Regions from separate parts of the Homo sapiens genome. Here all the other regions are linked to region 2. A link is a contact called in ENCODE Hi-C or POLR2A ChIA-PET data. All regions are on one chromosome and are shown on one strand. The core of a region is the stretch at or near the end of the contact, and the rest is flanking DNA. Distances in the headings are between cores, read along the strand shown.

Region 1 (4,151 bases), core at 895-3,394, 290 kb before region 2:
CAATAAAATATATTTCTTTTTTTTCTTTATTCTTTTCTTTTCTTTTCTTTTCTTTTTTTTTGAGACAAGGTCTCACTGTGTCACCCAAGCTGGAGTACAGTGGCATGATCTCAGCTCACTGCAGCCCTCAACCTCCCAGGCTCAAGCGATCCTCCCACCTCAGCCTTCCAAGTAGCTGGGGCTGTAGGTGCGCACCACCATGCCCAGCTAATTTTTGCATTTTTAGTAGAGATGGGGTTTCGCCATGTTACCCAGGCTGGTTTTGAACTCCTGACCTAAAGTGATCTACCACCTTCAGCCTCCCAAAGTGCTGGGATTATAGGTGTGAGCCACCACACTTTGCCAATAAGATATATTTCATATGGCATCTAACCACAAATATTCCGAAGGTTTCAGAAAGGAACTGAAAGGAAGAAATGGGCTGGATAGGAGTATAGGATGGGGAGAAGATCAGACAAGCCCTAATAATCCATTACGCCATTCATAGTAAGAAAATAGCAAGAAAGGCCGGGTGTGGTGGCTCATGCCCGTAATCCCAGCACTTTGAGAGGCTGAAGCAGGCAGATCACTTGAGGTCAGGAGTTCAAGATCAGCCTGGCCAACATGGTGGAATCCCGTCTCTACTAAAAATACAAAAATTAGCCAGGAGTGGTGGTAGATACCTGTAATCCCAGCTACTCGGGAGGCTGAAGCAGGAGTATCACTTGAACCCAGGAGGCGGAGGTTGCAGTGAGCAGAGATCATGCCATTACACTCCCGTCTGGGCAATAGAGTGAGACTCTGTCTTTAAAAAAAACAAAAAAAGAAAGAAAAGAAAAGAAAAAGAAAAAAGCAAGAGATTAAAGAATATATTTTGCAAAGCAGAAACGGCACGCTTGACTAGTGCTATTTTGTCATCCTTGATGTGTTTCCCTTCCAAAAGGAGAGTGACAACCTCCACCTTGGGAAGGATGGGTCCACTTGAGAAGTGGAAGCCATCTTAACCACTTTGGTCACAGGTGACTGTTTGTTTTGTCATTCCCTTTTCGGACACCCAAGTGGTCACCAGTAGTAAATGAAAATCTTACTGAGACCAAAAGGTGCATTGCCACCTCCAGCACTTACTTGTCCACAGCATATAGGCAGCACCGTCTCTTTCCTACAGCTAACACTGAACCAAGGGATGAGACAAAGTCCTTTAATTCTCTTTTTTTCAAGGGCCTCACTCTGTTGGCCAGGCTGGAGAGCAGTGGCATGATCATGGCTCACTGCAGCCTCCACCTTCCAGGCTCTTGAATTCTTAAGATCACATTTCGCTGTAACACGTCATCAAAGCCGTGGGAAAGATGAGCCGAAAGCTCCTCTTAATGGAAACGCAGTTGAGGACGATTTTGCAGAATGCAAGGTGGGGAGGGGGAGATTCATTTCGTTTATTTTATTTTATGTAGTAATATTTTTTACAGTCAGGGTCTTGCTCTGTCACCCCAGGCTGGAGTGCAGTACTGTGAGTATAGCTCACTGTAGCCTCAAACTCCTGGCCTCAAGCCATCCTCCCACCTTGGCCTCCTAAAAACATTGGGATTACAGGCATGAGCCACCTCGCTCGGGCAGATTCTGTTTTCAAAAACAATGAGATTGGTGGTCGTAGACGGTGGACGTAGTTACTTTCCAAGTGACCTTTTCATCCCAGACACCCACTGCCTCCACTGTCACACCATGGGGTCAGGTGGGAGGGGGCTTCTGTGCAGAACGCAGGCTGCCATGACTCACCTGTTGAGATACACCCGCTTCTCGGTGAACTGCCCATTGCCATGGTGAGGGTCCTCAAAGGGCTCATTCTGGACGACCTCCACCCCTTCTCCCCGGTCACTCTGTTCATGGCTGTGTTTGCTGATCATGTACAGCTGTCCAATTTTGTACTACAAAACAGAGTCAGAGACAGAAAGGTCAGCCCCACAGCGTGCCCCTGACATCCCCCTCCAACCATAGCTTGGCAAGCCACTAATAACATCAGCACCTTCTGCTGAGAAGAGAAGGCAGCCACATGGGCCTCATGTTACTTTTCCTCGGGAGCTAGGGAGAGAACCAGTTGTGAGTAGAACATCGAGACGGCGTGTTCCCGTGAATATTTTACATCACCTTGGCAAATGCTCGGCCGGGTGGCTGGCAGTCTGTAAGCTTTGGCAGCTGACCAAACCTTGGGAAGGGGGACACTGGAGTCTCCCTTTGCATTCTACAGGGTTAAATGGAGCTAAAGTCCTGCTTGGTTTGGCCCAAGACAGCCGAGGGTGTGTGATTTCTGCCCCTGCTTTCTGCCTAATTAGCAAAATTGCTGAACAGGGAGCATTAGATATCATCTATTTCTTCTATCCTCCCTCTCTCAAAATGCTCAACTCTCCTGGAGGCCTCTGTCCCCTAGAACAATGGTTCTCAAAGGTGGCTGGATATTAGAATCACCTGAAAGCTTTTCAAAGCTCCAGAGGCCCCGGCTCCCCCATGAGTGGAGCCAAGGCTCATAATCTGAGCCCCTGAAGGCCGCTCCTCTCCGAGGACCACCTACAGTACTTTTAACTCCTTTTCATCCAATTCCATGAAGAGTGTGGAGCCTTCCAGTCCAAGGACCCAAAAGTCACCTGTCTTACCCTAAAATAATCATGTGGAGCAACATACTATATGAACATTTTCTGTCCTTTTTTCATGTATGAGCTGTTCCATCTGCCTTCCTGCCTCTCTGAAAACCCTGGGACCAGCAGGCATTTCTTCCCCCAGTGGACTTTCGAAGTGGCAAAACGAATTTGATGGAAAAGAGAGAGGGGAGGGGGAGAGAGGAAGGAGGAAATTAAACAACTTTTGCATGAGGTACAACCCTGCTCAGAGTCAGGACGCAGGACGATGCGACCCTGCTGCCATCCTTCCTAGAGACAGACCCTGGGTCATTACCACCGACGCCTCTGGGATGGGGGAGTGGGGCCTGAGTCTGCAACAAACTAATGAGGACTCGGGGTTATTCCCCAACAATCTGCAGGGATGCGGGTCCCCTGTCTGTCTGCATAAGAGACAGAAATAGATTTTAAATTAAGGGGGCAGATGAAATGCACAAGTCAACAGTGCAGTTAGTTTCACAGCTGAGAAGACACATGTGCCCGAAGGTTTCTCTTTCATTCTGAGGCAGGAGCAGGGACGGGAGTGTGAAGAAGCTCTGAAAGGCTCTGGTCTGCAGCCAGCCCTGGGGACCGAGCCCAGTAACCATGACAATGGAAGCAAGCTGCCGTCTGGGTCTTCTCGAAGGACTGTGTCTCCTATCTGTGCCACGCCCCTCTCCAGAACGGTCACATGAAAACGCTTTTAACGTGAGCGTATGTGTGCACGTACCTGTGTGTGTGCACCTGTGCTTGCAGGAAGTGGGCAGCACTGGGGATAAGACCAGGAAAAGGAAAAATAAAATTTAAAGATGAAATCCTCTTTTTTTTGTTTGTTTGAGACAGGGTCTCACTCTGTCACACGGGCGGGACTACAGTGGTGTGATCTCAGATCATTGCAACCTCCGCCTCCCAGGCTCAAGCAATCCTCCCACTTCAGCCTCTTGAGCAGCTGGGACTACAGGTGCGCACCAGCACGCCCAGCTAATTTTTGTATTTTTTGTAGAGACAGGGTCTCACCATGTTGCCCAGGCTGGTCTTGAACTCCTGGGCTCAAGCAATTTGCCCATTTCAGCCTCTCAAAGTGCTGGGATTACAGGCATGAGCCACAGTGCCCAGCCTGAAATCAATTTTTAAAATTAATTTTAGGATCAGAAGCTTGACTTCTCTTCCCTTAGTCCAGTACTGCTTTGACTTTTGCTCGTAAAGGCTAACACTCTTTCAAGGAGGAAGACAATAAGAAAAAGTTTACACATTGCAGATTTGTGAGCTCTACCTGTGAGATCAATATGCCACCTTATACAGATGGGCACACACTACCCAGGGGGTGGAGATTTCACTGACAGTTGCTTTGTACTTGGGGCTCAAAAAATAAATGTTTACATGCAATGGGATATTATTCAGCCATAGAATGGAACAAAGTACTGATACTGCCTAATGTTGTTAAAGGTTGAATTGTGTCCCCGCAAAATACATACTGTGAAGTCCTGACCCCTAGTAACCCAGAATGTGACCTTATTTGGAGATAGGGTC
Region 2 (3,622 bases), core at 1,068-3,567:
GTTTCAGCAGAGAAGTCTCGATCTGATTTACATTCATAAAATATCACAGGGTTGGTCAGGTGGAGGATGCATTGTAGGTATCCAGGAGGGGCAGGGAGAAGAGTCGGCAGGCCGTCCCAGCTCAGGCAACAGGCGGTGTATTTGACAAGGTTGGGCTTGGATGCACACACTGGAGGCAGTGAATGGGTTGGGCAGTCACACAAACTGAACACTTATTTGGGTCAATGCCTATACAAGGCAAAGAAAGGCTGCTTATCAAAGAAACGTGTTTGGGAGACACAGTCCTTGCCCTCAACTTATTTCCTGTTTACTTATATTAGGTGGGTGCAAAAGTCACTGCGGCTTTTGTCATTACTTTTGCATAAACTCAGACCACATACCTAAAGGTGCCATGCAAACAAAACCACCATTAAGCCAGTGCATACCAGTGGCTAAATAAGTGCAAAAGAGGAATTGGAAAAGAAGCACCTGGGGTACCCTGGAAAGAGACATTGGAGCCTTCTTCAGACGGGCCAAGCATTCCCTTTTCCAGCAGGAGGGGCGCTGCCTCCCCCCAGCCTAGCCCATGCCCTTGGTGGCTACCTTGCTGGGCCGTCTAAGAACCTGGCTCCAGGCTCCAGTTTCTCCACTTATTCCGAGGTGAGAAGCAGGTGACTCAGGGGAGGTTGCTCCCCAGCACGCTGCGTTCTTGGCTGGGAATGACTCACTACCTCGTTCCCTCCTTCACGAGTGACCCGGGGCCAATCCCTTAATGTGTCTACACCTTCTCATCAGACCGGGACAATTGCCTGGTGGAGTTTTTGGCTCCCCAGGGGCAGGGCTCCTGTCTGCCACCGTTCACGTTCCTAGTGAGGCTGTTGATAGGGTCTGGAGGAGCGTAAAATCCTCGGGTAGATCCAAGGCCCCAGGCCCTCCCCGTGCACCGAAAGAGGGTTTTAATGCCAGTGCTTCTGCGGTCTTCTAAAGGTAGAGCCGTTCAACAGCATTTTGTACCGAATACAATTCGCAAGCATTCCTGTCTTGGAGAATTTTCTTTTGGGTATCTCCTTGTTGTAAAAACTTGCTTGGAAAAAAAAAAAAGCAACTGGAGCAGGCCTCCAAAGACAGCAAAGCAGGGACCAGAGGCTCTGCGGAGAGCGCGGGAGGAGGCTGACCAAGGGGCCTCCGTTGCTGGGGGGACCTGGGCGGCTGGACGCCGGGGTCAGTACGCTGCTCGCCCCGCGCAGCCGAAAGCGGGCGTGGTGTCGCGGGGAGAGGATGCCCGGCAGCAGTGTGGCCGGCGGGCTGGGGGTACTCGCCCGGGTCAGAGACCTCAGCCCGCGCCAAGGCGCCCCACACTTTCCAGCGCAGCGGGTCGCAGCCCGGAGACGCCGGGCGTCCCCACCTCCAGCCTCCCGAGCTGCAGCGGCGCCCGCGGTTCTCCCCCGACCCGCCAGGTGGACCCGGACTGGCGCACCCTGCTTTCCGCCCGGGACCCTCCCCCGAGCCCTGGCTGCCTCCGCGCCCCGCCCCGCCCGGAGCCCGCAGCCGGCGCCCCGGATTACCTGCCCCGGAGTCACAGTCCGCAGCCCGGACGCTCCCAGGGTGGCTCCGCGGAGCCTGGAGCCACATTCCTAGGGGAGGGGTCCCCACCTAGAGGGTCGCGGATCACGTTACCCGCCCGGAGGAGGAGACCGCGGGACACAGAGTAAACAAGGGGTAAAAAGTTGCATTTGGCTCAATTTTTTTTTTTAAATCGTGCTTCGACGCTGGTGGACTCGGGGACACGGCGTCCTCCCAGTTCCCGGAGCCCAACGGCCCCGGGGCGGTTTCCCAGGGCAGAGGCACCTCTCCGGGCGGCGGGTGCGGAGCTGGTCTGCGCGGCCTCTGAAGGCGACCCCGGCCGCTCGCGGGCTTCCTGGAAGCGCGGCCGCAGGAGCAGAAACGCTCACATCCACGCGCACAAATAAATCCGCGAGCAGCTCCGCGCCGCGCCGCGGGCGGCAAGGAAACCTCGGGTTGATTCAATGCAGACGCGGGGCGTCTGCCCGGGCAGGAACGCGGCGAGGCGAGAGGACCGGGCGTGGGGGCAGGGAGGCCGGGGCAGGAGAAAGGGAGAAAACCCCAAAGCCACGTTTTAAAAATGCGGGTGAATTTTCAATGCCGTCAGCCCGGGGGAGGGGAAGGGGCCAGCTGCGGGCGCCGGGGTCGGCAGTCCACCCGGGGCAACTTTCCGGGCGGGAGGCGCGGCCGGAGGGGGCGGCGCCGGCGGCGGGAGGCGGGAGTCGGGGGCCGGGGGGAGTCACTTTAAAGGCTCTTTCTTACCCATAATGCTTTGTGGGGACGTTGACAAGTGGATCCAAGATGGCGTAGAAAGTAATGACAGGTAAGTCCTGACTTCCCCCTTCTCTGCTCCTGGGGCCGCTCCGCGAGCTCCCGGAGCTCTCCGGGGAGGGGACCCGACTCCCCTCCGGTGTCCCGGACCCCGGGCGCGGCGGCCCCGGGGCAGGCTGGGGGCCTGGGCGGCCCGCGGCTGGGCCTGGGAAGCGCGGCTCTTCGAGGCGAGGCCCGGACGCTGGGGCTGTTTACAGCTTCTTCCCCTACTTAGTCCCCTTCCCCTCCGCTGGGGCCCGCAGCGTCCTGGGCCCTGGCAGGAGAGGGGGCCTTGCACGCCTGGCCCGGGAGCCTGCGGGAGGTTTCTCCGGCCCAGAGCACTCTGGGAGGGGGACTCGAGCCTCCCGGCACGTTCCCCTCCTCCGGGTCGCGGCTGGGGGTGGGGAGCGTGCGGGCCTCCCACGCCCCGCTCGATGCCCCCCCTCAGGCCTCGGACTTCCACCGGGTGGGGTGGGGGCTGGAGCGGGGGCGTGGGGAAAAGTGGGTCAGGCGTGCGCCCCCTCCCTCCCCCGCGGAGGGCTCTCGGCCCGAGATTCACTTTCTTCCCCCCTTTCCCCGCCCCCTCCTCGGAAATGCTCTTTGGCCCACAAGCACATCAACAAAAATAAAGATAGGCTCTCTTTTCCTGGAGATTCCTTGAGAGTACTCCAGTACCCTTTTCAAGGGCTCACAGACTGCAGTCTTACCTAGGGAACTTCGATTCCTCTCCCCTAAATTATTGGAGCCTTCTGCACCCTCGCCTTTGCTGAGAAATCTTCAGACAGGGCTGGAAGCCAGGGTCCTCTGATTGTTCTTGGATCGGGATCCTCAGGTTTTGTTTGCAGTTCAAAAATTGTCATTCCTTCTCCCTCACAACTTAACACTTCTCAGGCAAATCATTAATATAATAAAAAGTGTAACTTCAGAGACAGTGGATTCCTGGAGCGGGGGAAGGAGGGAGGAGTTGTCTGTCTTGCCTAGTTTGTTCTTAATTTTGCTCTCTCTTAAACTCATATTAATGAAATTTCCTCTCCTTCATTTCTTTATGTTTTTGAAAGTAAGGTCAGTCTGTGTTGAAAAAGATGATTTTATTATGTTTTTGAGTTTTAAGAGCATTGTATAATCTATTCTTTTACCTTACTGAAAGGAAATGTTTTAAGGTCAAAAACCAGACTCATTTGCAAAGCTGCACACTGTACCATTTTTGTAACTTTTTCCATTTTAAATGTAGATGCCCTTTCACTTCAGGCTGATAAAATGTTTGCTACTG
Region 3 (3,728 bases), core at 76-2,575, 280 kb after region 2:
GGGTCGCAGCGCCCAGCTCCGACGAGATGACCACGCCCCTCCCAGTCTGTTCCCGGTCCGCAGATCGGTCCTGCACACCCTAGTTTCCTACTGAGGTCTCCGCAGCCTCCCTGCTGAGGGGCCGCGACCGAGGTCGCTGTCTCCGTTGGGGGAGACTCGGTGTCGCTCCCCTTACCACCCCACCGCACAGCGAGGAGCGGGCCGGTGACTCCGTGGGAGACGAGGCGGGCGTCGGGCTGGGCCTACCCAGCTACCCTAGATCCGCTAGGAACTCAGCCCCTACCCCGGCTCCGACCGCGCCCCCGCCCCTACTTCTGCCCCTACTTCTGCCCCCACCCCTCAGCCCGAGCCTGTAGAAAGCGCCCAGCGGCACCGACGCGCCCCGCCCCCGGCCGGCCCCGCCCCAGGATGGCCAGTTCCCATAGCAATAGCACAGACACCGGTTGCCAAGCAACCCCTCCCCCCCTCCCGTCCGCTCCCCCCAACCCCAGCCTCCTCCCGCCCCCTCGCCAGCCTCCACCTCCCCCGGGGGTGCCGGCGCGGCCCCTGGGGATCGCTCGGGTCCCGGGCTACGCGCGCGTGCTTGAGTTTCGGTGTGTTTCATTGTGTCTGTGGGCGAGGGGGTGTGCGCGTGGAGAGTTTGTGGGATCGGTGTGCTGGGGAGGTCCCCAGCCGAGAGGGACCAGAGCTGATGTACAGCTGGCCGCGAAGGGACCCGCCCGCCAGCTCCGGCTCCTTTGTGTCTCGCGCGGAGCCAGCGCCGCGCCCACCCTCTCCCCGGCCCGCGCGCCGGGCAGTGTGTGCGCGTGTGTGTGTGTGCGCGCGCGCGCGCGCGCGTGTGTATATGTGTGTGTGTGTGTGTGTGTGTGTGGGGCGGCGAGGGGTCGGGGCTGGCCGTACCTTCGATGCAGCACACCCGCCACAGACCAGAGTGGGTGAGGTCGCCGCGGGCGCGGCGGGGCGGGGGCCCGTCGTCCATGGTCAGGTTGGTGCCGTTGCAGATGTGCGCGCTGGAGTACAGCCAGTAGTCGGTGCCGATGGCGATGGCCATGAGCGAGAAGGCGGCGAAGGCTCCGGCCGTGGTCAGCAGCATCTGCAGCCCGCGGTCGCATCGCACCATGGTGGGCGCCTCATAGTCCGCCGCCCGCCGGCCCGGCCCGCCGCGCCCGCCCGCCCTCCTCCCTCCGCGCGCCGCTCCGGGGGCGCCGGGGTTGGGGGGCCGAGGGCCGGGGGGCGGCGCCGCGCTGCGCGCTCCGACCCCGCGCCCCGGGCGTGCCTGCGCTCCGGCAGCGCTGGGGCTCAAACTCCGAGGCGCGGCGACGAGTGCGGGCTGCGCGGCCGCCGGGCGGGCTGGCGGCGGCGGCCGGGGGCTCCTCCCTCTCCGCTCGCCCTCCCCCCTCGGCCCGCGCCTCCGCCCTGCGCCCTCCGCGCCTCCCCCGCCGCCGCCGCGCTCCGGGTCCGCGCCCCGTTTCTCTCGGCGCCGCCCCTCGAGCCTCGGCCCCCGCCCGGCTGTGCGCTCCTCTGAGCTCCCCTCTCTCCCCAGCCAGGATTTTCTCCCCCTCGCCTCCCTTCCCCTCGCCTCCCCTCCCCTCCCTTCCCCTCCCCTCCCCGCGCCCGCGCGCGCTCTCTCTCTCTCCCAGAGTTCATTCACATTATTGGAGTGAAGGAAGCCGAGGGAAGTGTTCCCCAGGAGGACCGAAGGGAAAGCGCGTCTCCAGCCACCTCTCTTACCCGCCCAGGACATCCAGCCTCCCCTCCGACGGCCCTGCGGATTCTTTAATTTGTGGAGGAGGGCGTGGGTGGGTGTGTCCCTCCTTTCCCCTCTGTGCCTGTTCACCTGGTGATGAAGGTGAGTGTGGGAGTGCGTGTTCAGGTCAGAATTCCTGAAACCCCAGATGTGGGACACAGCTGCCAGACCCTGCAAGCCACGCCAGGCCCGGGCCAGGCCCCACCCCAACCCAGGTGGTTCCTGCTCCTCCAGATCCCCTTGCAGGGCCTGGAAGGACCCTGACTTGGGGTTGAGGGAGAAGGGCGATGACAGCGAGAAGTCCTTTGGGGAGAACACAGGGTCTCTGCTTTCTAGAGTGGTGGCAAGGCTGAGATTGAAGATGGGGCGTTCCTCTGTGCTCACATTTCTGAGGGTCTATTACTGCTAGAGTCCAGGGACACTCCAGTTGTGTTAGATTCCAACACTCCACCCGCCAGCCTTTTCCCTTTCTCTCCCAACCTTTCGCAATGCCTTTATTTCGTTTTGCCTTTTGCTCTGCTCGAGCTTAACCGGCTTTCCCTCCCCTGGCCTTTATTGTCAGCCTCTGACCCCAACCCCTGCTGGCTTCACTTAATTGCCTTTGCTGCTGGCCGTGATCCCAACCTGGACACACTCCCTTCTCCAGGGAGCCGGTCCGGACTCCTCCTTCCAGACCCAGCTCCAAACCCCTCCCTCCAGGAGGTTCTCAGAGCCCAGCATCAGGAGGTGCAGCACCCTTTGACATGTCCAGGTGGTCCTGTTGTTGGCATCCCTGGCTGCACTGGACCCCAGGATATGGAAAAAGGTATAGGGAGTGCTGCTATTCTTGCAAGACGAAGCTTAACTTTCTTTGTGGCACCTTCCCTGGTCCCCACTCCCCGTGTTGAAATCACTGTTCTCTGTCCCACAAGATTGTGAGCCTTTCCTGTGACTGGCATACATGGTAAGGGCTTAGCAAATGTTTGCTGAGTGAGAGTTGTTTCTTGCCACTTGGAAAATTATAGTCTGATTGGGAGGAATAGATCATATACATAAAGGGAAAAAACAAACATCACAAGGTGACAGAGCCTGAGGACCAGGCTGGCTGTGACAGTGATTGTTGGCCCCTTCTGCCCTTGGGGTGTCTATTCTGCTTTCCAAGTCACAAAGGACGAGGGTCATCATCTCTAATTTACTTTAACCCACCTGCCACCGGATCTGGAGTTCTGCACCCAGCAGGTGCCCAATGTATGTCTAAGTGGACCAGAAGGTGTGAGATGGTTTGCTCTGACCCAGAACAGGGTTACCCACCTCCAACCCTAACAGCCACTAGGATTAAGTCTAGGTTCTGTTCTCAGAAACTCCAGGAAAATGAATCCCAAGTTCTTCTCTCCTCCTCCTCCTCCTCCCCTCCTCCTCCTCCTCTTCCTCTTCATCTTCCTCCATCTCTTCTTCTTCTTCTTCCTCTTCTAACAAATCATTGTTTCAAATTAAATCATAAATGGAAGCGCAATGTAAACAAACCAGGTCTCCTACCAATTAGCCTTGTAGGTAAGGGCTGGCATGGCTCTGGTTGAATGAGGGGCCCAGGGCACTGGTACTCACCCACCCACACACGCACTGCAGCCCCCAAAGCACCTCTCTAGACCCCGGGTTCCACAAAGCATGGTGTGAAAATCCATATCCTGAGCCAGCCACTGGGTTACTCAGGAACATCCCCCTCCACCCTGTCCTACTTGCAGCCTTCCTCAGGGACTTTGGGAGAAACAAATGAATGTAAGTTGCATGAACCTGATCTTCGGGGGTGGAGAGCAGCAGCTTCCCCCAATCACCTATTAGATGGCAGAGATGACAGGTGGTGGGTCCCTCCTCCAAGCAAGCAGTCCTCATGTTCATCCCAAGGGAGACAAAACCAAAATCTTCCTTCATCAGAACCTTGGTAGACCAGCTCTCACTCCTCCACTTGCAGAAAAGTGTGTGGGAGAGTTGAGAATGCACTGGA

What was found. Hi-C counts contacts between places; a loop is a spot of excess contacts on that map. ChIA-PET counts read pairs that join two places held with the same protein, here RNA polymerase II (POLR2A). Pooled maps may share reads with other maps.
Region 1: a loop to region 2 is called in a pooled map, with 3 times the contacts of the local background. The contact joins the enhancer-like site here to the promoter of HELZ in region 2. A Hi-C loop is called at or near these places in 2 of 50 pooled maps. POLR2A ChIA-PET finds 5 or more read pairs at or near these places in 3 of 52 experiments (A549, WTC11 and activated T-cell).
Region 3: a pooled map shows a loop between it and region 2 (2.8-fold over the local background). The contact joins the promoter of CACNG4 here to the promoter of HELZ in region 2. A Hi-C loop is called at or near these places in 1 of 50 pooled maps. POLR2A ChIA-PET finds 5 or more read pairs at or near these places in 2 of 52 experiments (GM10248 and naive thymus-derived CD4-positive, alpha-beta T cell).

Annotation. Positions count from the first base shown.
Region 1 is chr17:67,530,549-67,534,699 of GRCh38, reverse strand. It overlaps PITPNC1 (phosphatidylinositol transfer protein cytoplasmic 1), which reads right to left. Exons shown (of 9, transcript NM_012417.4): 2 at 1,750-1,898. Among named protein-coding and RNA genes, the nearest start is that of MIR548D2, 61 kb to the right of the region's middle. Within about 2 kb of position 2,144, at least 5 of the 41 ENCODE cell types and tissues checked have a DNase peak (open chromatin) inside an H3K27ac peak, as active enhancers do.
Region 2 is chr17:67,243,891-67,247,512 of GRCh38, reverse strand. HELZ (helicase with zinc finger) reads left to right here and starts at 2,317. Exons shown (of 33, transcript NM_014877.4): 1 at 2,317-2,365. HELZ-AS1 (HELZ antisense RNA 1) reads right to left here and starts at 2,737. Exons shown (of 4, transcript NR_136398.1): 1 at 2,305-2,737. RefSeq lists silencers at 1,300-1,499, 1,510-1,599, 2,150-2,639, 2,740-2,789 and enhancers at 1,119-2,105, 2,106-3,093.
Region 3 is chr17:66,962,304-66,966,031 of GRCh38, reverse strand. It overlaps CACNG4 (calcium voltage-gated channel auxiliary subunit gamma 4), which reads right to left and starts at 1,325. Exons shown (of 4, transcript NM_014405.4): 1 at 901-1,325. The coding sequence starts at 1,120.